Regions from separate parts of the Homo sapiens genome. Here region 2 is linked to region 1. Evidence: chromatin loops called from intact Hi-C (ENCODE). Cell type or tissue: dorsolateral prefrontal cortex. All regions are shown on one strand. Each heading gives the region's core, and the rest is flanking DNA. Links, peaks and the distances in the headings are about the cores only.

Region 1 (10,605 bases), core at 3,110-8,109:
TTGTGCTTCCTGGGTGAGGCGATGCCCAACCCTGCTTCTGCTCGCCCTCTGTGGGCTGCACCCACTATCTAACCCGTCCCAGTGGGATGAACCAGGTACCTCACTGGAAAAGCAGAAATCACCCACCTTCTGTGTTGTTCTCGCTGGGAGCTGCAGACCAGAGCTGTTCCTACTCCACCATCTTGCCCGGGAATCAAGGAAATCTTATGACTATTTTATTATCCTTGAAATACAATATAGCCAAATATTGATATGATATTTTGATATGATCAATCATATCAATGTCTAATCTTTCAGATTAGACATCAAGTGCCTATATAATGTTATCATAACTCATATTCAAATATGAACTAGTTCACATATATATATAACAATTATAGACTTTTATTTATTTATTTATTTGAGACAAGGTCTCACTCTGTCACCCAGGGTGGAGTGCAGTGGGGTGATCATGGATCACTGTAGCTTTGACCTCTTGGGCTCAAGCGATTCTTTTGCCTCAGCCTCCTGAGTAGCTGGGACTACAGGTGCATGCCACTATGGCTGGCTAATTTTTCATTTTTAGTAGAGATGAGGTCTCACTATGTTGCCCAGGCTGGTCTTAAACTCCTGGGCTCAGGTGATCCTTCTGCCTCAGCCTCCTGAAGTGCTGGGATGACAGGCAAGAGCCTCTGCGTATAGCCAGTTATGGAATTTTAGACCAAGAATTATTAAAAACTTTAGAGAATATGTAAACTCTGAATGACAAATGGGTTTCATCCTTAATGCCAACTCTGATTGATAAGATGTAATTATATGAGTTACAGTGAGGATTTTTGGCTGCATCCAAGTCACCTGGGAAGAACACTGCACTCAATTAGTAATGCTGGGACATGACAGGAATGGGAATTGCCACAATCATGCAAGAAATTTAACACATTTCCTTTAAAACAAAAACACTGAGGCACAAAGAAGTTATATTATTTGCATGTTTAGAGTGCAGGATAAATGTGTGCTTAGAGTGTGGACTGGAGAAGGTGAAACATCTACAGTATTTTGAAAGTAGAATACAATTTGAGAAAATGAAACAGGAAAGTAATTCCTTGGTGAAGTCATTCAAACCTGGGTCTTTTTTATTCTTAGTGTTGGTGGTGCTGTTTATGAGAGGTGGTCAAGCAGCTGGCCTTGGAGTCACATTAACCTAGGTTCAGATTTTGGTTCCCATCACATGGGGCCATTTTCCTGAGCTCCTGTTTCCTCATTTGTAAAATTAAATACTGGGTTGATTGATGTGTTGTGTGCGAGGTGCTCGGCATAATGCTAAGTAAGTACTCAAGTAATATATTCAATAGTAGTAGCAATAGTAGCTGCCTTTTCCCTGACTAGATCAAAAAACTAAATCAACACATTTTGACCAAATGAAAGACCTCTTGAATCTGCAAATATCCCAAGCTCCCTTTGCTGTAAGCTTTCCCCTCAGGGAAATTGAAGGTGGGAGGTGGGAGGTTCTTTTGAAAATGCGTTGAGAAAAATGATATAAAAATCCAATTTTCTATCATTGTCATCACTTTTTTTCTTATTCTGTAGCACCCAGATTCTCTGACTCAGGCTAGACACATGAGTATAACTATTTGCTTATTCAAGAAATCCTTACTTTCTAGATTGCATCCTCAGGTAAAATCATTTTATGTTTTAATGACTTCATTAAAATCCCCCCCAGCCCCATTTCTTCAGGAATTGTCACATATTAAAATTCGTGTTCAAAGCATATCTAAGCAAGACGGTGACTTTTCGAGTTCATGTTCTAATTGATGACACAAACTGCTAATTAAATGCATCTGTGTCCAATCAAAACATATCTAGAATTCAGCAGTGCAGCTGTGTGCCAGAGGAACCGCATGGTAGATTTGATTGGTGATGGCATGAGGACATAATTTGTCCTTCGGCCAGTGGTTCCCAAGTCTGGCAGAACCTGAGAATCTTCTGGAGGAGCTTTTAAAAATCCATCCAGTATTCTCTTTGCCCCACCTCCAACATTGGCACCCTAAGAATTTTATTTTATCTGTAACCTCCCAAAAAGATTTCTAATGATCAGCCAATGTTGCAAATTATAGTTCTATATCTAAAGTATTTGGATGGAGCAGAAAGAAGGCCTGGCTTGGTTCAGAGTTCTTAAATTCACTCGCCTCTAGATTCTCCCATTTTCATCAAAATCTCAGTTTAGTTCTTATTTTCTTATTGCATCTTCTCTGCCATCCTCATGGGGTTTTATAGCCTGCTGAAAACTGCAGCTTTTTTTCACTTTAACAGAAAAAGCAGGTGAGTCTTTGGCTTTGCTTCAATGTTGCTGGATATGAAGTTTCTGTTTATAATAGTCTGCTCTTTAGAAACCTCATTTGCTGTGATTCTGTGGGTGATTATGAAAAGTTTGTATTGAGTAACTATAGGCAGTTCCCAGGTAGAACAAAGGCTAGTTGTTATAAATAATATTGACAACATGGTGCATTTTAGATAGCATGTATGTTTAAAAAGTTAACCTACATTGCTCAATGTTATCCTTAAAAGTTGTATTTTCTTGTCAAAACTATTTCCGTCATGCTCATTCTCAGAGTCTTATCCTCCTCCAAAGATAACTGCCCTCAAATTGGCACATATATTCGAATGATCACATAGAGGCCTTATTTAAGTAAAATAAAACTTAAGTACTACATTCATCATCTCTTTTTATGTTATGGTTTGATCTTTTAGCCAGTGTCTCTTCTGGTTGTTATTTAAATCGACTTCAAGTCAAGTAGCTACTATGTGAAGTGCCAAGCCCGTTGCTAATTATGTTTCTATCACCTCACTTCTTTTTATAGAAGGGTTCGAAGAAGGGATCATGATGCTGCTTTTCTACAGTTGAAGAAACTGAGGCCCACGGAATAGCTGTATGAACCCAGGTCTTCCTAACTATAAAACCAAAGCAAATAGGTTATATTTTTTTGTCCTAGGGAATCTATGTAAGGCCAAAACACAACACAATGGTTTACCCTAGGAGGTAAAGAACCAGGATTTATAGAACGAGGTTGTTTAAAATCCAATTTGTAATAACAATTTTAAAAAGAATGATTGAGAAACAGCTTTTAAAAAACATTAAAAAGAACCTAGCAGATTCTATTAAAAGGGGAAATAAAGGAAAAGAAACAAAGAAATCTCATTTTTAAAATATTTACTAGATCACAGCAGAAACAGAAAGAAATAAGACCATGACGTTAAATTAGAGTTTCAGGTGGGTGACCTAAATCTTAGAGCCCAAGCGTATGAATAAAGGCCTGGCCCAGATCCAAAAGGCAAACAGCAGACAGACTGGTTTTGTTGACACACAATCGTGTTTGCCCATTACATAATAAATTTTCCCTAATGCTAGAACACTTAAGAGATTGAATGAAAGCCTCCATGACTGTTTGAGGTAATTTAATGCCAAAATTTATTCCTTAAAGAAGTTATTAATCAATAGAATATCAAAGACTTGCATAGGTGTGCACAAAGAAAGCTTTTATGTCAACTGTTTCTGCATCCTTTTCATTTCATGTCATCAAGGTCTACTTTAAAGCCTCTTTCCAGGAATCAGGACCATAATTTGTATTTGGCATTGGATGTAGATGTATGTGTGTGTGCATGTGTGTGTGTGTTTGTATAATATTTTCCCCCTATTCGGAGTTAGTAGCCCCCTGGTTTATAGAGCATGAGAAAGGAACCTTGCTGCCTTCTGCACCAGTTTTGAACAGAGCAAACCCTGCTCTGATATAAATCTTTTTGTTCAAACCTTTTGAAACCATAAAAATGATAACAATGAAAGTATGCATGAGTAGAAACATGCAAGGTAGAAAAATGATGCAAACTCAATACAGTAAAATACCTTTAAACTCAATAATAACAGTTTGCATTTCTTTTTGTATTTTTGATAATAGGAGCTCTGTGAACAAACATTCATCCTGATTTTTACTAAAAATTTCATTACTTGATGCCAAATATATTGTGTTCACATGAGTCCTCTGTAGTCATATGTTTAAGGAAATTCACTGAAATGTGAGAGATGAATAGAATAAATATTTTGCAAACACAATTTAAGGTTGTAGGACCAAAAAGGAAGTCAGAATTTCACTTTGCTCTTGGCACCAAGACCTTTGCATTTAGAAAAATAATTCAAGGTTCAGTTGAAGAAACAATATCATTTGATTTCGGCTGGTAGTTCACCTTCATTATTTTGCTACTGATAAAACTGTCTTCTTAATGCTTCAGGTGAGAGTTTTTCTATCTTCCTTCAGTATTCTTCACTTTAAAATAGTCATCTAATTAGTTATTTTATACTGGGCCTTAAACAGTAGATCTTTAAACATAATTCCCTTAAATTAATATCCCTGAATATTCTCTGTCCTTCCGCTAACCCCCTTTTACTTCTGGCTGGCTAGCAGAGGATCTCTCTCCTTCTCTTTCCCCGACCCCCACACACCTTTCTCTTTTCCTCCTTCCATGCATTTTTCTCCTCTAACGGCTGATTTCTGGAGTGAGAGTGTCTGTTGCATCTGTTCTCTACAGGGTATTGATTGTAAAAGCTCCTCATCTATGAAAGTCATTTGGAATCCTCTACCCAACCTAGTGATGGAGGAACTGATTTTACTCCAGAAAGGAGGCAGTGTATTGCTGGGAGGGCAAAGGAAGTTGAAAAATGATCAGAACATCTAACTTGCCAGAGTCCCTTTCCTTCTCTTTGCCCTTGCGTGTATACCACAGATGGCTGGGCTGGTTAATCTTCAGGGTCTTTCTCAGTGGTGCCAATATCGTGTGGTGCTTGAAACTGGGCTGCTCCTTTTCAAGAGAAGATCAGAGGCACCTCTGTGGGCAGAGAAGGGGAGGTAGACAGCGTTCCCATTTTCCCTATCTGATAAGGAATTGCAACAGGCCTTCTGAGAGCTGTCAATCCAAACATTTACACACAGAGCAAAGCCAATAGAAATGCAGCAATCCAAAATTTTTATGAAAAACACTGATTCAGCAGCTCAAAAAAAAAAAAAAGAAAGAAAATTTTCTCCCGAAAGGCATTTCACCTTGAAGTATTCTCATCTTCAGCTGAGTGTGCCTCTGCTGCTCCCGAGCAGTGTTAAGAGTTCAGATGTAATTTTGCATTTGGCATGAAGCCAGCTATCAAAGCAAAGAGAGAAGTCAGGGTTCAGGCTTCCTTAGGCTTCCCCCACCACCCCCACTGCTGAGTGGTTGAAATTTATTCTATTTTATTTTTTCCCAGGCAGGGAGAGATGATCCGATTTGAGCCCCAGGCAGTCGCCGCGGCTCCTTTGTTGGTTCTCCTGCTTGGCAGAGGCCTGCTATGGCCTGACTGAAATGTGTCAGTGGCAGCAGTTGCTGCCATCCCCCAGCACAGCCCTGCCACTCTCAAGCCACCGAGGGCATCCTGCACAAAATGCTTCCTGACAGAGGGGCCCCAGCCACACAGAGAGATCAAGTGGTAGGGTGCACAGGGGTGAGAGGATTTGCTTAAAGGGGGAAACCAAATCCATCCATCAGCATCTCTTCCTTATTGAGCCGGTAACTGCAGAAATGTCAGAGAGAGGCAGGCTTTCAGGAAGCCTACCTTCCCCTGGCAGTGATGTGCTTTTATTGTGCAGACTCGAAGAGATCTAGTGTAAACTTATGCTGAGCCCGACAGCCTAGTGTCATTGTGCTACTGGCCGAGCAAAGATTGCGTAATCTATGGCTTTGAAGAGGAAGACATAAAGGTGATGTAGACTCATAGACTAGGCGTCATACATCCGTGTGACCATGCAGAACAGGCTTTCCAGTTTCTAAGCCCTCCAGCTGCACTAGAGACTGTAAGAAAAAGCTTTGTGCTTTGTTTTTCACAGCCCCAACAATATCCAATTCAGAGAGATTTGGTCTGGGAAGGAGAGAGGAGGAGGAATGAAGAACATCTTAGTCATGTCCTATTTTTTGCCCATCCAGGGTATCTGTCTCGGTCTTCTTCCTGGCATCCTTGCTGGGAAAAATAAAAAGCTTAAATTTGGGAGACAGGAGAGTCAGGAGAAATTCCCAGACACTCAGAAAAATGGGAAAAGCATTAACTAAAATTATGATACAGGGTAAGTCAGTCCTACCACATTGTAGACTCCCTGTTTTGTGCCTTTGATAGTTTATTTATTCATGTATTCATTCCCCCATTAAATCACTCAATAGATTATTGCTGAGCATCTCCTGTAGGTAGAACCAGAGTCTAGAATAGTGAACAAGAAACAATCAAGGTGCCGTCTTCCTAGAAGCTCTCTTATAAACAAATAAGCAAGCAAAATACAGATTGCAGGAAGTACTAAGGAGAGGTAAATTGGATTCTATGGTAATTGGAGACAACAGGGGAAAGTGATACTGCTTGGCATTGGGAGGATGGAGAAGGCTCCTGTGAGGACAATAAGGAACTGAAAGAAGACAATGAGCAACCACGGGAAGGGGGAGGGACAGGGGAAGAACATTCCAGGGTCCTGGACGTTGCATCTTTCTGAGACGTCCAGGGACTCAGTGCTTCTCCTGCTGTTCCTCCTCCCATCCTCATGCAAGACCTCAGGTATCCAACTTAATCTCCATTACTTTATAACTATGTTACCTTGAGCAAGTTTCTTCACCCCTCTCGTGCTCTTTCTTTGTCTGAAAAATGGGGATTATAGAAACTATAGGCCACATATTGATGATTATTTTAATATAAAATATTTAAAAATTCTAGCACAGTGCCTGGCACTTTGGAGGCGCTTGACAAAGCTTAGTTCCCATTCTCATGCTTCTCATGCTTCTCACTAAATTTCCTTCATTACACCTTTTCAGATGCCTAACTAAATTATAAGTGGCAACTCCTCCTAGAGATAGTAGCATGTTAGGAAGGGCCAAATGGTGCAGCGTCAGTCCCTGTATGGGAAAGGTTGTGGTTGGGGGTGGGGTGGTAATGGAGGAGTTTCTTGGGCTCTTGAATCAAGGCTTGTTGACAGCTGCCTACAATTTCTATTAAGCCCTGGAGGCTGAAAATCCTGGTTTTCAGCCCTGTAATTCTGTCTTTGGGGTAGGTACGGTCAAGGTGGCCCATGCTTGCTTGAGAAAAGGGTGATGTTGAAGAAGAGTTATTATAAATGAATACACACAAGCACATGTATATACACAATAGGTAAAATGGAAACATCCCAAAAGCTAAGTGCAGTTAGCTTAACCATTTCAACATATCACTCTGCCCCTCCTAAAAGTGTTCACACTGTGTCCCATTGCTGTACTCAGCTGGCTGTCAACCAAGGTGTTAGCTGATAACAGATTCTTACTGATGGTTTCCCTTGTAAGGTTTTACACCTGTCATGAAACTTGTTTAAAACTCACTTTGCACACCTTATTTAAATGTTATCGTGTGAAACAATCTCTCCTGGGATAAATAGGGATTTGTAGCAGGAAGCGCAGCAGAAAGGAGGCAGCCTGTGAGCACAAGCTGTCCTAAGAGGTGGAAAATGGGGATAATTGACTCTTTCTTAAAAAGAAGGTGGACAGTCTCTTTATTCTAATTCAAGATTCTTGGGTGTGAGATTGCATTCCCTCCCTCCAGAGATGCAGTTATCTGCCATTCTCACCTCTCTTCTTTCGAGATAGTGAAGAAATGGGTGTAAGTGACGCATGTGGATTTTTTAGTGAAATTCTGACAGCAGCCGAGATTGACTTCTTTCTTAACACTGAGATTTGATTTCATAGACTTCGCCACTCGGAGTACTGTTAGAAATTCAATGACCTCCCCAAGACTGCCACAGATGCTTGTGAAGTTTTCATTTCTACAAGTCTCCTGGCTCCATATTTCTAACTTGTTGGTATTTCCTTATTCTTGCCTGGTTTCTCTGTGATTATTCCCTTGTTTTCTTCTATTATCAATCCAAATATTGACCACAAACCCTTTTTTATTCTATTTTCATCCCTCTAATCCGCTCAAAAGAGACAATTTGTGGTAAGGATTTTACTGGCCCCCTGTATTAGAAGGAGACTTATTTGAAATCTCAATATTTAATATTATTCTTCCTAAAGATCCCCTCAGTCATTTCCACTAACATGGGCTTCAGCTTCCCTCTTGATCCCATGAGCCAATTTGAATACTCTACATACACATATCAGCAATTTCTGCTGTGCCCATGTAATTCCTCTTTCAATTCAGAACACCTTTGAGTGGACAACAGTCATAAACCAGAACTGTCCCAGGGAAATTGAGATGTACCGTCACTCAAATAGCACAAACATAGCTAAGCAACCAGCTTAACATCTGATTTTTGCTGCTGCTTCTCCTTACTTTTTACTGATGTGCTCTAGCTGTGATTCAGTTTCAGTTCTATTCTTAACTCTAAGCTCTGTCTTCTGTTAATGATTTATATTATTGTCTTTTTCAGGACCCTCTGACACTCAACTCTTGACCCCTCTCAAGGACCTTGACTTGTACTGCTAATATCCTCAATTCAGCCTCCCTTTAGAGTACTAGCCAACCTCTAGCATAACCACAAGGCCTAAGATCTAGCCCCAGGCTAGGGATAGTAAGGCAGAGGGTAAGGACTGAGGAGGTATACCATGTAAAGTTGGCCTTTACTGAGATTCACGTTTTCAAAATGCAAGCACTTCAAACAGCATGTTTCTTTTTCCTCTTGTTAGCTCAACCTTTTCAATGAACAAAAAAAGCTGCACAGAGTTTCTGATTGGTTTTATAATGAGATCATTATCCTAGCTTGATCATGTTATAGAAGCCACTTTCCAGTCCATAAACTGCAATGTAGAACTGAAAGTCTTGAAAGAACACACCGGAACAGTGGTCAGCCTCCTGATGATTGATTCTAGTCTTCTCACCTCTTTGGCAGCAGGTTCTGTGAGGTGACTGTTACAGGAAGAGCATTGCAATCTGTAAGCTCAGCTATTTGGTCTGTTTCTAGAGATGTGAAAAAAGAAAACAACAACAAACGTTTGAGTTATTTTTTCCCCCAAACAGGGACTCTGTGGTAATTTCATTATTGGTAGTTGCAAAGGAAAAAGCACTCAAATGAAAGAAATTAATGTCCAATTTGCCTTTCAGTGGCCCGAAGCTTATCTGATAGCCATTGCAATCGAATGAATGGATGACTTTTAAAGAGAAAAAAAAATGCCTTGATTAAATTCATTCTTCCCTCACTACAGTATGTGCATTCTTACATTTTCCTGGATGTTACCAAATTTGCAAGGTACATTTTTTTAAAAAATCTCTTTATTTTTTGGTAATTATAAAGCTACATTCTTATAGGCAGTAGCATATGTAGTGGTTAATAGCTCAGGTAATGAAGCCAAACCAGCTGGATTCACATATCTGCTGTGCCATCTACTAGCTTAGCAAGCTTCCTAACCTCACTATGCCCCATTTTTTTAAACCATAAAATGAGAGTGATAATAGTACTTAACTCTTCCCGTTATTATGAAAACTAAATTAGTTAACACGTGTAATGATCTTAAAATAATGCATGATAAGAGTTCAGTATATGTTTGCTACAAATACAATTGGAGGAAACTGAAAATACAAAGACAGATAAAGCTGAAAAACACATAAATGAACAAATTACCTGTCAACCTAGAGCTCCATGCATTTGACATTTGGGATGTTTTCATTGTGAGAATTGTGTATTTGTAGGTTTTTGTGTGTATTCATGTGTGCATTTCTGTATCTGTATCATATTGTAAATGTGGCTGTGTATCTTTTTTCTTTAAATATTGCCGTTGAACATTTAGCATGCAATTAGAATTATTTTTATACTTTTTGGGAGCTGCATACAATTCTAAAATAAGAAGTTTTTGGAAAATTACTTATTCTGTGGCATTTAGTTCATAAAATAATTAAGTAAGGCACTAAGCCTTATGCTGAGATAATAAAGAGATGCAGAAATTTTATACAGTAACTCTTTTTTTATGTTTATGTGTACCCTGAAGAATCCAGAAGTTATACTTGTTTGTTTCCTTTGGTGCTAAGCAAGGGTGGTATGTGAGGTTTATATCTGGGAGTTTAGGCCAGGATGGTTGAGGCAGTGGGGAGGAGAGAAAGACACAGTGAGGGAAGGTGGATGTAATACACATCTCATAATAGTGTTATAAGGATAAAATTAAATAAGACTGGGCATGTAATGTGCTTAGCAGAAAGTGTTTAATAAACTTTAATTATTATTGTTGTTATTAATACTTTTTACTTATTACTTTACAAAGTATATTTTAAGTGCTTTCAAATTAATAGGCAGAAATACATTTGAACATTTGGGTTTACCTCATTCTGAATCAGTTAGCTTTCTTAATAAGAGAGAGAGGGAGAGCATCAAGGAATGAAATTTCCTGATAATTACATTTCCTCACATTAATAAATATTTGAATCACTCTCATTTTGTGTCCACCACTTGGAGATGTGAGAGGGAAGGGGATTGGCCATAGGAGGCCACCCAAAGGGAAGAGCAGACTCTGAGTCCCGGGGTAAGCTGTGCTTGGGTGACCAGCTCTGGCCCTGATGGGCAAAGCTTCATTTCCCTTGTCTCTCTTTTCTATTGTTCATTTAAGTGCCACCCTGGCTTTCTC
Region 2 (10,605 bases), core at 1,878-6,877, 110 kb before region 1:
CTAAGTGATTTTCTTTGGCCAGTGGGAAGTTAGCTGATACTATTCACACAGAAGCCTGAAAAGGTACTCATGATCTTCTGCTTGCTCTATTGGATTTCTGCCATTGCCAAGAAATATGCTTGGTCCAAGCTGAAGAAGAGAGAGAGAGATGCATGTGGGGTGGAGCCCAGTTGCACCAGTGACTATAGCTGAGACCATTCTAGATCAGCAAGCAGTTAACTCAGCCACTAGATCAAAAAGATCAAAAAGAGCCACTTAACCAATTTCTGACCAGCCTTTAGAGTCATGAGAAATAATAAATGATTGTTGTTTTCAGCTATTAAGATTTCAAATGGTTTATTATGCACTCATTGCTAACTGATTCAAAAGTTATACTTCATTGCTGAAATCATCTTATTTGGTGGCATCTTCTCTTAGCTTTTCTATTTTAATAATTATGACAAGTATCTCATCTTTTTACAATTTTGTGCACCACAGTGAAAAGAATAGTCGGTAAGAGACCAAAAAATGTAGGTCTTTCCATTTCCTAAGAGCATTATCTTAGACGTTTATTCACTCAACGGTGTACAAAGCATTAGAAATACAGACAATGCTCTTGTGAAATCAATTATGGTTTGGAGGTTGGGGGGGACATAGACATGAGCAAATCATTTCTATCCATCACAATAAGTAATAGTAGGAAATATGTATTATAACCACAACCTCTGAGATGAAATAACCTGAGTTACAATCTTGCCTCTATCACTTCCTAGCTAGGTTCCCTTATTTAACCTCAAGTCCAATTTCATCAATGGCACCTACTTCATAAGATTGTTGGAAGGATTACATGAGTTGAAATCTGTAACATACATAGAGACAGGCTTGGCACTCGCAAGCTTTCATTAAATGCTAGTTATTAAAACAAATGTTAAAAAGTATGAGAGAACAAAAAATAAGACTATATGGGATGAGGGCTGAGTGGAGGAGTAGCCATCATGGGTCGGCGGGGGACCTTGAAAAAAAAGCAGAAATTTGCACATCAGTATTTAGGACTTTAGGACCTTTTATCTATATTTCAAGAAATAAAGAATAGAGGATTATTAGGATATCATCTAGTTCCAAAATACAATATCTATAGAATATTATCTAATGTAACATGTTTAGTAAACTCCTGCTGAGTATTGAATTTTAAATTCAAAGTAGTTTTGAAAAAATAAGTTGTTTTAATGAAATTAATTCACATGTCATTACGTGTGACTATACAGGCAAGCTTGATACGATTATCCCGGAGGATATTCTGGTCCCTATGTAATACTATTGGAAGTGAAAAGAGAATATTTATTTCCAGGATTTATAACACAGCATAAAGACACAAACTTTAAGTATGTATTGTGCTTCAATAGAGTTGCCTACAGCTTGTTAAATCCAATTAATAAACACAATAGACACATTCACTTTTTTATTTTTAAGCAAAGTTACTGAATTTGTTCTATTTGCTATTTTGTATTTCTGATTACAAGATGCTGTCCCCTGCTGTTTGCTAATGATTACACCAGCTATAGTCACGAACATACAGTGAAATAAGATAACAGTTTTGTTTAATGTCTCACATCTACAAATCAGAGAAGAACAAAAGTAGAAATCTGCATGTCCGTAGAACAAATCTAGCATGCTAGCACTGTGCCTCCTCTTCTCCCAAGTCATGTCATTTCAATAAGCATTTTGTCCTCTCCATGCTTTTGGTAACTAGATGGGCTAATGGGAAGGGTGGTGGTGTAATATTATTTCTTCTGAAAGAGCTTTTATAGAAATTTTTACTTGAACACATACTCTGTCATTGTTAATAGTACCTGGCAACCTCTACTGCATAAATATCTATAATTATGTTTTTTTTCAGCAACAATTTGGTTTGCATGTGTACTTTCATGACAGTTAGCTTGTTTACTACTTATTCCAATTCTTTTTGGGTGAGGTCATTCAGTGACAAATGTGGTATTGCCATCCTCTGAAAGGGTTACAAATTCATGCCTGGCATTCAGGGCAGAAAATGACAGCCTGCATGCTGATAATTGATATACAGCTGTTCCCCATGTTACCAAAACCTTAATGTTATCGCAAAACTGGAAGAACTGGCATTGAGTAGATCTGGGTTCAAATTTTGGCTGTGTCATTTACCAAGTTTGTGATTTTAAGCTTCATTTTTTCCATCTTCAAAATCTCTCAGGGTGTTGTTTTGAGTACTAAATAAGGTGATATATATGAGAAAAGTGTAACAAAAAACCATGCCATATGGATGCTCAATAATGACTGGTTCAATCTAAATCTAAAAATGAAAGCCATGTGACGAATTCAAGGTCATATAGTGTGAATGAGTCAATGATGTGGGTAAAGATACTGTAGCTGCTGAAGGGGAAGGTTAACAGGAAAGAGAAGCTGTTCCTTTTTCCATTTTGGCCAAATAGCACTTACCTGTCCCTGCTGCTTTGCCTAATAGATTAATTCATTCTGATAGTATTAAAGATGTCTGGTAGAGAGCTAATAATCAGCTCTGAAAAAAACAAATCATTGGCCTTCCTTTGCTGTCAAAATCCCTAAAAAGAAAATTTTCATTTCAAATGGCTTCTAGCTTACTTCAGAATCAGAGGATAGACTCCTTTGAAGCTATCTAGTGCAGCTAGTGAATGTACTTTTTAATCGTTTATTAGTGGATAAACTATAATTAGCATATAAGGGTAAGAGCTTCAAAACACAAATTAAAGTCAACTGCCCACTAGTGTTTTGAATCAATCAATACAGCATTCACTTAAAAATAGAAGCAATGCCATTAACCCTCGAGAAATTCACATTTTCATGTAATTCATAACATCAAAGCTCTCCAAAAAGATGGGGAAATTACAATAAATCACAATCCATGTGTAAGGAAAAGTCTTTCCTCTTGCATGTACTGACATCTGAGATGCACGTTACAGCATGCTCTCAGTATGCAAAGAACATTACAGATGAAATTTTTTTAACTCAAACAAGGAAATACCGTGGAGTATAATGGGAACAGAAGAGGAAAAAAATAGCATTTTGTATAAACTTAGATATGTCTCTGATGTTCTCTTAATAAATCTTTTCTCCTTTCTGTTTGATGCTACCTTCCGTTATGATTTACTCACTTTCTTTAAAACTGTTTTTAAACCAAGTACATATTCTGTTCTCTCAAAAATAAAGAAAATCAGTGCAAAGATCATCACTTAGGGCATACAAAACAGAGGAACATTTATTTAATCTATTCCATATATATATATATAGTACTGTTTAAATTATCATTCCTAATTTTATTGATTCCTATCTCAAGGTTACATACATAAATGACATAAAGTGAATGCCCATAGATTAACTGAAAGGGCCTTATGAAAATTATACATTGGAGAAAGAAACCAATGTAAACATAATATTAATAGCATTATTTTGTTGGCCCAGTCCCTCTAAGGAGACCCAGTGAATTTGAAATGTGCCAACTATTTCTCTAACACGAGTTAATGGAAAAGTCCACATCCTGGAGCAGGGGATGTTGGAATTGAGTTGTCAAGCTGTCCTGGATGTCTTGTACAAACTGAACAGGCCAATTTACTGCAACACTGCATAGGCTGAAGGCTACTATCTCGCCTTTACAGTTGCTTCCTCCTGGTAAGATTATCCTGCTCGACCGCAGCCTCCCTCCCGAGTAGCTTTTAAGCTACTCTGGATTCTTTCTGATGAGCCTATTCTTTTTTTTTATTTATTTATTTTTATTATTTATTTGAGACGGAGTCTTGCTCTTGTCTCCCAGGCTGGAGTGCAATGGCCCAATCTCGGCTCACTGCAACCTCCGTCTCCCGGGTTCAAGCAATTATCCTGCCTCAGTCTCCCGAGTAGCTGGGATTACAGACGCGCGCCATCGCTCCCGGCTAATTTTTGTATTTTTAGTAGGGACGGGGTTTCACAATGTTGGGCAGGTTGGTCTCGATCTCCTGACCTCATGATCCGCCCACCTTGGCCTCCCAAAGGGCTGGGATTACAGGCGTGAGACACCGCGCCCGGCTAAGCAATAGTACTGTGTTAATCCTCAGCTTGGGACCAGTGTGCTTGACTGGGAGAGGCTCTTAACCTGCAACCTGAAAGCAACAGCTTTGTGTGTTTGGTGATAATTTTGAATCTTAGTGGTGATTTGATTTTAATGTCTTCCTCTTTGTAGCTCAAAACTCCTGGATTTCTGGATGAAAACAGGCAAGCTTTTTGAAAAAACTGACTTCTCCCACACAGCCTGAACCTCCCAGCGTGGGGGTTGCTTTTAGACTCAGCTGTTCTGGCTCTGCCCTCCAGGTGGCAGCAGAGCCACATCTCTGAAGCTCCAATCCCCTCTTCCCTGACTTCAAGTGTTAATGCAATTGACCAATCAGTGCTAAGATGATGGGAGGTAATTGGGTAATTGTATTTTACTGATCACAAGCAGAGAAAGGGAAAGGAAAAGGGGAAAGAAAGAGGGGCAGAGGAGGGAAGGCGACTGCAGTCCGAAAGGAGCTTTTGGAAGCTAGGACCCTAAGCGTCAGGACGTGGCATTGGTCGAGAGAAAGCCTGGGCTGGCAAGAGCTGCCGCCGGTGCTGGGAGAGCATTTATTTGGGAGAAAAAGAGGGGAGAGAGCAGAGGGAGGGGGAGGAAGAGAGTTCAAACCGAAGTGGATGGAAGGGGACTGGGGTTTCTGCCGCGCAGGGAGCCGTGAGCCAGGGCGATGGCGCTAAGGGCGGCGCGGAGCAGCTGCGCTCCCGAGAACGCGTCTCCTCGCAGAGGACTAGCAGACATCGGGAAGGTCTGCGCCAACGGGAACCAACTTGTGGCTCCAAAATGTACCCAACGCAGCTGGAAATGAGATCAAAGCTGCAGTTGCATTTGAGAAGGATGAGAAGAGCCAGCGATTAGGGAATTTTTTTTTTACCCGTTTTCTTCCTTTTTCTTTTTTTCTTCTTTTTCTTTTTTTCTTTCTTTTTTCGTGTGTGTTTTTTTTAATTTGCCTACCACCCTGTCTGTCCCCTCACTTCGCCCTCCCCATTTGAAATAAAAGCCCCAGTCTCAACTTCCATCACCTCGGCGCTCCCGGAGCCACTACCGGCTGATGGAGGAGAAGGGGACCCGGGGGCTGGCAGGGGCCACCGGCGAGGGACCGCATCCTGCGTCTCCCCCGTGATCCCGGCCCCGACCGCGGAGTTCTGCAACACCTGGAGGATCTGGACCGGGTGCTGGGGGTGGGGGCGGGGACAGAGGAAGGAAAGGCACCCCGAGCCTTAAAAAGAAAAAAAAAAAGTAGCGGGGGGAGGAATGGGTTTCTTCTTGACAGCTGACGGAGCCTTGAAATTTTCCTCCACTACCTCCGCCCCCGCCCCCGCCCCCGCCCCCCGCACTCCATTTAACGTGAGATTATGAAATTGCAGAGGCGGTGGAGGGAAGGAGACAGGATATAACCGGAGTTTGGAGGGGAGAGGGGAAGGTGGCTGGCCGGGTGGCTGAAATCAAAAATTCAATTGCGCACTGGGTTGTGATGAGAAATCTAATCAGATCTTTGGCGAAGGGGCCGGCCGGAAGGATGGAGAGTGGGGGGGAAGTTGCTCCCCAAATTCTTCGAAGGGGAGGCTGGGGAGAGGAATTGACCATGTAAAAGGAGACTTTTTTTTTTGGTGGTGGTGGCTGTTGGGTGCCTTGCAAAAATGAAGGATGCAGGACGCAGCTTTCTCCTGGAACCGAACGCAATGGATAAACTGATTGTGCAAGAGAGAAGGAAGAACGAAGCTTTTTCTTGTGAGCCCTGGATCTTAACACAAATGTGTATATGTGCACACAGGGAGCATTCAAGAATGAAATAAACCAGAGTTAGACCCGCGGGGGTTGGTGTGTTCTGACATAAATAAATAATCTTAAAGCAGCTGTTCCCCTCCCCCCCCCCAAAAAAAAGGATGATTGGAAATGAAGAACCGAGGATTCACAAAGAAAAAAGTATGTTCATTTTTCTCTATAAAGGAGAAAGTGAGCCAAGGAGATATTTTTGGAATGAAAAGTTTGGGGCTTTTTTAGTAAAGTAAAGAACTGGTGTGGTGGTGTTTTCTTTTCTTTTTGAATTTCCCACAAGAGGAGAGGAAATTAATAATACATCTGCAAAGAAATTTCAGAGAAGAAAAGTTGACCGCGGCAGATTGAGGCATTGATTGGGGGAGAGAAACCAGCAGAGCACAGTTGGATTTGTGCCTATGTTGACTAAAATTGACGGATAATTGCAGTTGGATTTTTCTTCATCAACCTCCTTTTTTTTTAATTTTTATTCCTTTTGGTATCAAGATCATGCGTTTTCTCTTGTTCTTAACCACCTGGATTTCCATCTGGATGTTGCTGTGATCAGTCTGAAATACAGTGAGTGACCCTTATTTTCTTATTTATTGGTGAAGAAAATGTCAGTTAATTTGGTGTTCTTGGTCTCTTTATCCTCTCTCCCCCTTTGGTGTTTTTTTTTAAAGAACTGGCTATTGGGGGCCAGAAAATAAGGGAATGGGTGGCCCACGCATTTGCTTCATCAGTCTCTGCTCTCTGATAAGCCAGTTTGCTATAAGGATGCAGGTTGACTGCATCCTGGGCAGACGCCTTTGCAAATGTTCACCAGGAAAAAAAAAAAAAGCTCCCCAAGAAAGCCGCTGCAGTGTCGGGTGCCAGTGCTGTGTGACTGACACTCCAGAATGCATTTAAGTTGTTTGTCAGCCCCGGAGTTAGATGCACAAATGTTTCGCTATTGGAAATCGAAGGGACTCAATTTAAATTTCATTATCCAACCTGACATTGCAGATCAACAGAATGTATTAACACAAAAATATGACAATAAACCAAGGCGATGAAGGGTGGCTTCTGGCTGGTGCGTGGGTGGAGGGAGAAAGGGTGGGTTTTTGGGCAAGGAAGCTGGTGGAGAGAAGTGGCTGTACTTTCCACAATCACTCTTGCATACATATGCCCAGATGTGGTCTTCAGATTACCCGGGTTCACACCAGTGCTAAAAATGAAACAAGGAGGACCTACTTCTCTCCAACTCCACCCCCTTCTAACTGAGGACTTCTTTGGATTACAGAGAGGCTGTGTATAGACTGTAGAGCAGTGGCTTGGGTTTTGCCAGAAACCTTTCCAACATCACCAGTTCACAGCTCCTCAGAAAAAGAAAGAAATCTAGTGTCCTGTGGTAACTTAGAAAAAGCAGCTGAAGAAGAGGTTGTGTTGAGCACTAATACTTCTCATGTGCCAGCTTTGTCTTGGAAAAAGAGGCCAATATAAAAAATAAAGCAGAAGGTGGAAAATGCTTAGAAAGTCTGAGCGCCTGTAGGATCACCTTCCCTCCTCCCCTATAGCTGCCAAAGTCATGGAGCTGGCCTTTTTTACAGAACTTTTCCCCTTCCCCCTTCGCTATTCCTCTCTGGGGCCTTCTATCAGAATCATAGACTCATATAACTTTCGAGCCAGAAGACTCTCCAGAGATCTCAAGTCAATAAAAAAAGGAAACTGAGGCCTAGAGAAGCTATAACTCTTTCATTAATGGCCAAACAGCATGAGACAGGTGACTCACACAAGCCTCAGAACGCCAGGCAAAAGTCAGTTTGGGATCCAAACTGGACAGGTATACATAGCCTGGCTACTCCTGTATTTTGGATGCCGTTTTATGAGTAAGGGTCAAAGGAAGGCACATTGGTCCTGAGAGCTTGAAATAAAACTTCTGCCAGTTTAGACCTCCAGGGTTACAAACTCCAACATTCATTTTCTCTCTTCCCTTCCTCCCTCTCTCCCTCTTCCTTTCCTCTTTTCCTTTCTATAGCATAGTTTAGGTAACCTTGGCTTGAATACCATTTAAAAAAAAATAAGATCGACAACTCTGACATATCCCAAAGGAGATGAAAGGCAGCACTCTCCTGGGTCCCTTCTTAGTGTTTAATCCTGTGAGTGGTGGTCCCCAGAGAGTCATTAAAGAACTGTAGAGTTAGATTTATATTAGAGAGGTGATAATATAAACCAGAAACACACAGCTGAAAGCATCTGAGCCTGTTCTTACACTCACATCATCTATTCTTATCCTTTTCATTACTCCTTAACTAAACTAGCCTACAGCTGAGCACTTCTCTAATTTATTTTTCTGGGCACATGTTTCCTGTTGGAACACAGATCAGGCAATAAATTTACCAACCTATGAAAATAATTGTGCAAGATGGTTTTATTCCCTGAAATCCCCATAGGCTTGTGCATATATTTTCATAGTTCTCTGCACTTTTTTTGCATTCGTTTGCTTATTTGCTTTGTTTTACGTTACCACAGTTAAGTCAGCATTTGTAGACATGGAATGACTCAAGTTATATTAAGTTCCTGCTCAGCTGGAATTTAGCACAATGACAAAGAAAGTAAGAGGAAAAACATGTACTTGATGCTTTTTCACTTTATAGTTGAGTTCCTGGCTTCACATGGGAACCCCAGCCTTGAAACTAGGTTGGGTCTGCCAATTGGAGGAGATTTTATTTTCTACATATATATATATATCTTTTGTTGACATCAAAATTTCTTCAGTGCTGCTCTAATTAGGTCTGAAAGCACATTCCTCTCCTTGATAGTGTCACCTCCTCCCTGTGCCCTCCACACTTAATGTATACATGCAACTTTCCTAAGAGAGAGAAAGGGAAAGAAGTGAAGAGAGAGAATCTGTTTAAAATTTTGGTCTGAAATGTGTCCTCCCATCCCCTCCACTTAAACATTTGCAAATCTGGAGTTAATGGGGCATCTAAGGTGTCATCATCTTTCATACTGGCAAATCATTTCAGCAACTCTACTGTTAGGAACCTATGGCCCACCTGGGGGTTAACACCTTTGGTTTAGTAGTCAGAGTTGGCCCTGCATTTTGGTTAAGTACTGATTTGTTTTAAACTGATTGGTTAAGAAGCACTGCATTTGTTCATGTACTTTTCAAAGAATTAGGGCCATGACAGAGCTGGAAACTTACTTCATCAGTGGGTGTCAGGGCCCAGGTTGGTGCCCACTGAAAGACATTTGTGAGTAAGCAGTTGTCCACCAGAATCTGCCGAGGACCCTATGCCCAGAAAGCTACTGGGTTTTACAAGTTTTAAAGTTACGTTTTCAAATATCTTCTTCCTCAAATGTAGTAGCTGTGCCCTTTGAACAATACTTTTAATTTCCCTGGCTCTCAATTGTCTAGTCTATGAGGTGGGAATTATAATATGTAATTTTTGAATTGTTTTATGACTTAAAAGGAGTGTTATGCAAAGCTGCAAGCATAATAGGCCCTCTAAGGATGGCTGTTTGTTATGGTTATACTTGGATTAACGTGTATTAATTTCCTGAGAATGAATAACAATCTGGCTAAGCACTTTAACAGTTCGAGCACCAATACATGTAAAATAGGGAGTGTGCAACTGACCTTACAGTGGTTGCCAGGATCCTCATTTGAGGTCTTATCAGGACAGATTGGCTCAATATATTATTTTAGATATAAAGTGCTGCCTCATACTAGAAACTGTGCATTATGACTTTCTTCTAAGAGTATAGAAAAATAAATCTCAGCAAAAATAATATTTAAATGAAATTTTACAGGGAAATAATGCAATTAATGTGCTGTGTGTGTTTTTGGTCTAAAAGTTGAATAAGAGATTTCTGGTATTTTAAGTGTGTCATTTTAGCCACATATTACATAGTCTGGACCTGGATGTACAAAATAAAGGCAAATGTCTATGCAGTTACATAATTTAAATTATATGGTATAAAATTCCATTACTAATATTAAGCCCTCCAAAACCACAATTTGGATTCACAATTCTAGTCAAAATGAATGCTGTGTTCATTAAACAAAATCTTTACTTTGTTATAGGCTAAAGACTCATTAGAATATATAGAATGAGGAAGATTTAATGCAGACACACACGTCATTGTTTACACGTGCAAATCTTCCCACACCAGTGGTTTTCTGAGGCAGGCAGTCATGGTCATTGCTCATAATTTCATTCTCTACAGCAGCAGCCCTGTTTTCTGTCCATTTCCTTAATATTCTTCTAGGGACCTGTTTTCCCCTTAAGAGAAAAGGAGTTCTACTGTAGTAATTGTTATTCTTAATGTCTCATCTGTGGATGATAATAGTACAGTTAGGCTTGGGAGATAACCATTGGATTCTTATGTTTCTTTTCAATGAAAACAATTTGAAATCTGTGTGAATATTGCAAAAGCATTTGAAAGTTCACCATTTTCACTGACCTTAAGAAAAGATGGAAATTCTCTATGAAAGTTCTTACCATTTGATAAATTTTACTTTTTTGCATGCTTCCTAAAGATGAATAAGAAATTAGGTGAAACTTGGACTCTAGCATCTTAAGTGAATTCAAATACTCAGCTTCCCACTGGGCCACGTGTGTTACATGCATCATTTAACCTCTCTGAGCCTGTTTGCTTATCTGTAAAATAGAGGTAATAACAACTGCATGGAACTGTCTGCCGTGAGGATGAGATCAGATTGCATATGCCACGCACAGCAAGCATTCAATAAATGCACATTTAAATGGATCATCTATGATTTTAGTTTAGATTTG

Evidence for each region. Peaks named below come from ENCODE experiments on the same cell type or tissue, not always from the same donor. Only the 100,000 strongest peaks of a DNase experiment are listed, where the experiment ranks them.
Region 2: a loop joins it to region 1, with 8 times the contacts of the local background. A loop is called at or near these places in 7 of 110 quality-filtered maps.

What each region holds. Positions count from the first base shown.
Region 1 is chr11:40,181,757-40,192,361 of GRCh38, reverse strand. All of the region lies in intron 5 of LRRC4C (leucine rich repeat containing 4C), which reads left to right. Among named protein-coding and RNA genes, the nearest start is that of LRRC4C, 1.3 Mb to the left of the region's middle. In dorsolateral prefrontal cortex, for the core only: no CTCF peak of the experiment used is centred there; DNase peaks (open chromatin) are centred at 5,331 and 5,781; H3K4me3 peaks cover 1,602 bases; H3K27ac peaks cover 5,000 bases.
Region 2 is chr11:40,287,991-40,298,595 of GRCh38, reverse strand. All of the region lies in intron 4 of LRRC4C (leucine rich repeat containing 4C), which reads left to right. Among named protein-coding and RNA genes, the nearest start is that of LRRC4C, 1.2 Mb to the left of the region's middle. In dorsolateral prefrontal cortex, for the core only: a CTCF peak has its summit at 4,331 (motif pointing right); DNase peaks (open chromatin) are centred at 4,335, 4,765, 5,151, 6,669 and 2 weaker places; H3K4me3 peaks cover 2,691 bases; H3K27ac peaks cover 2,728 bases.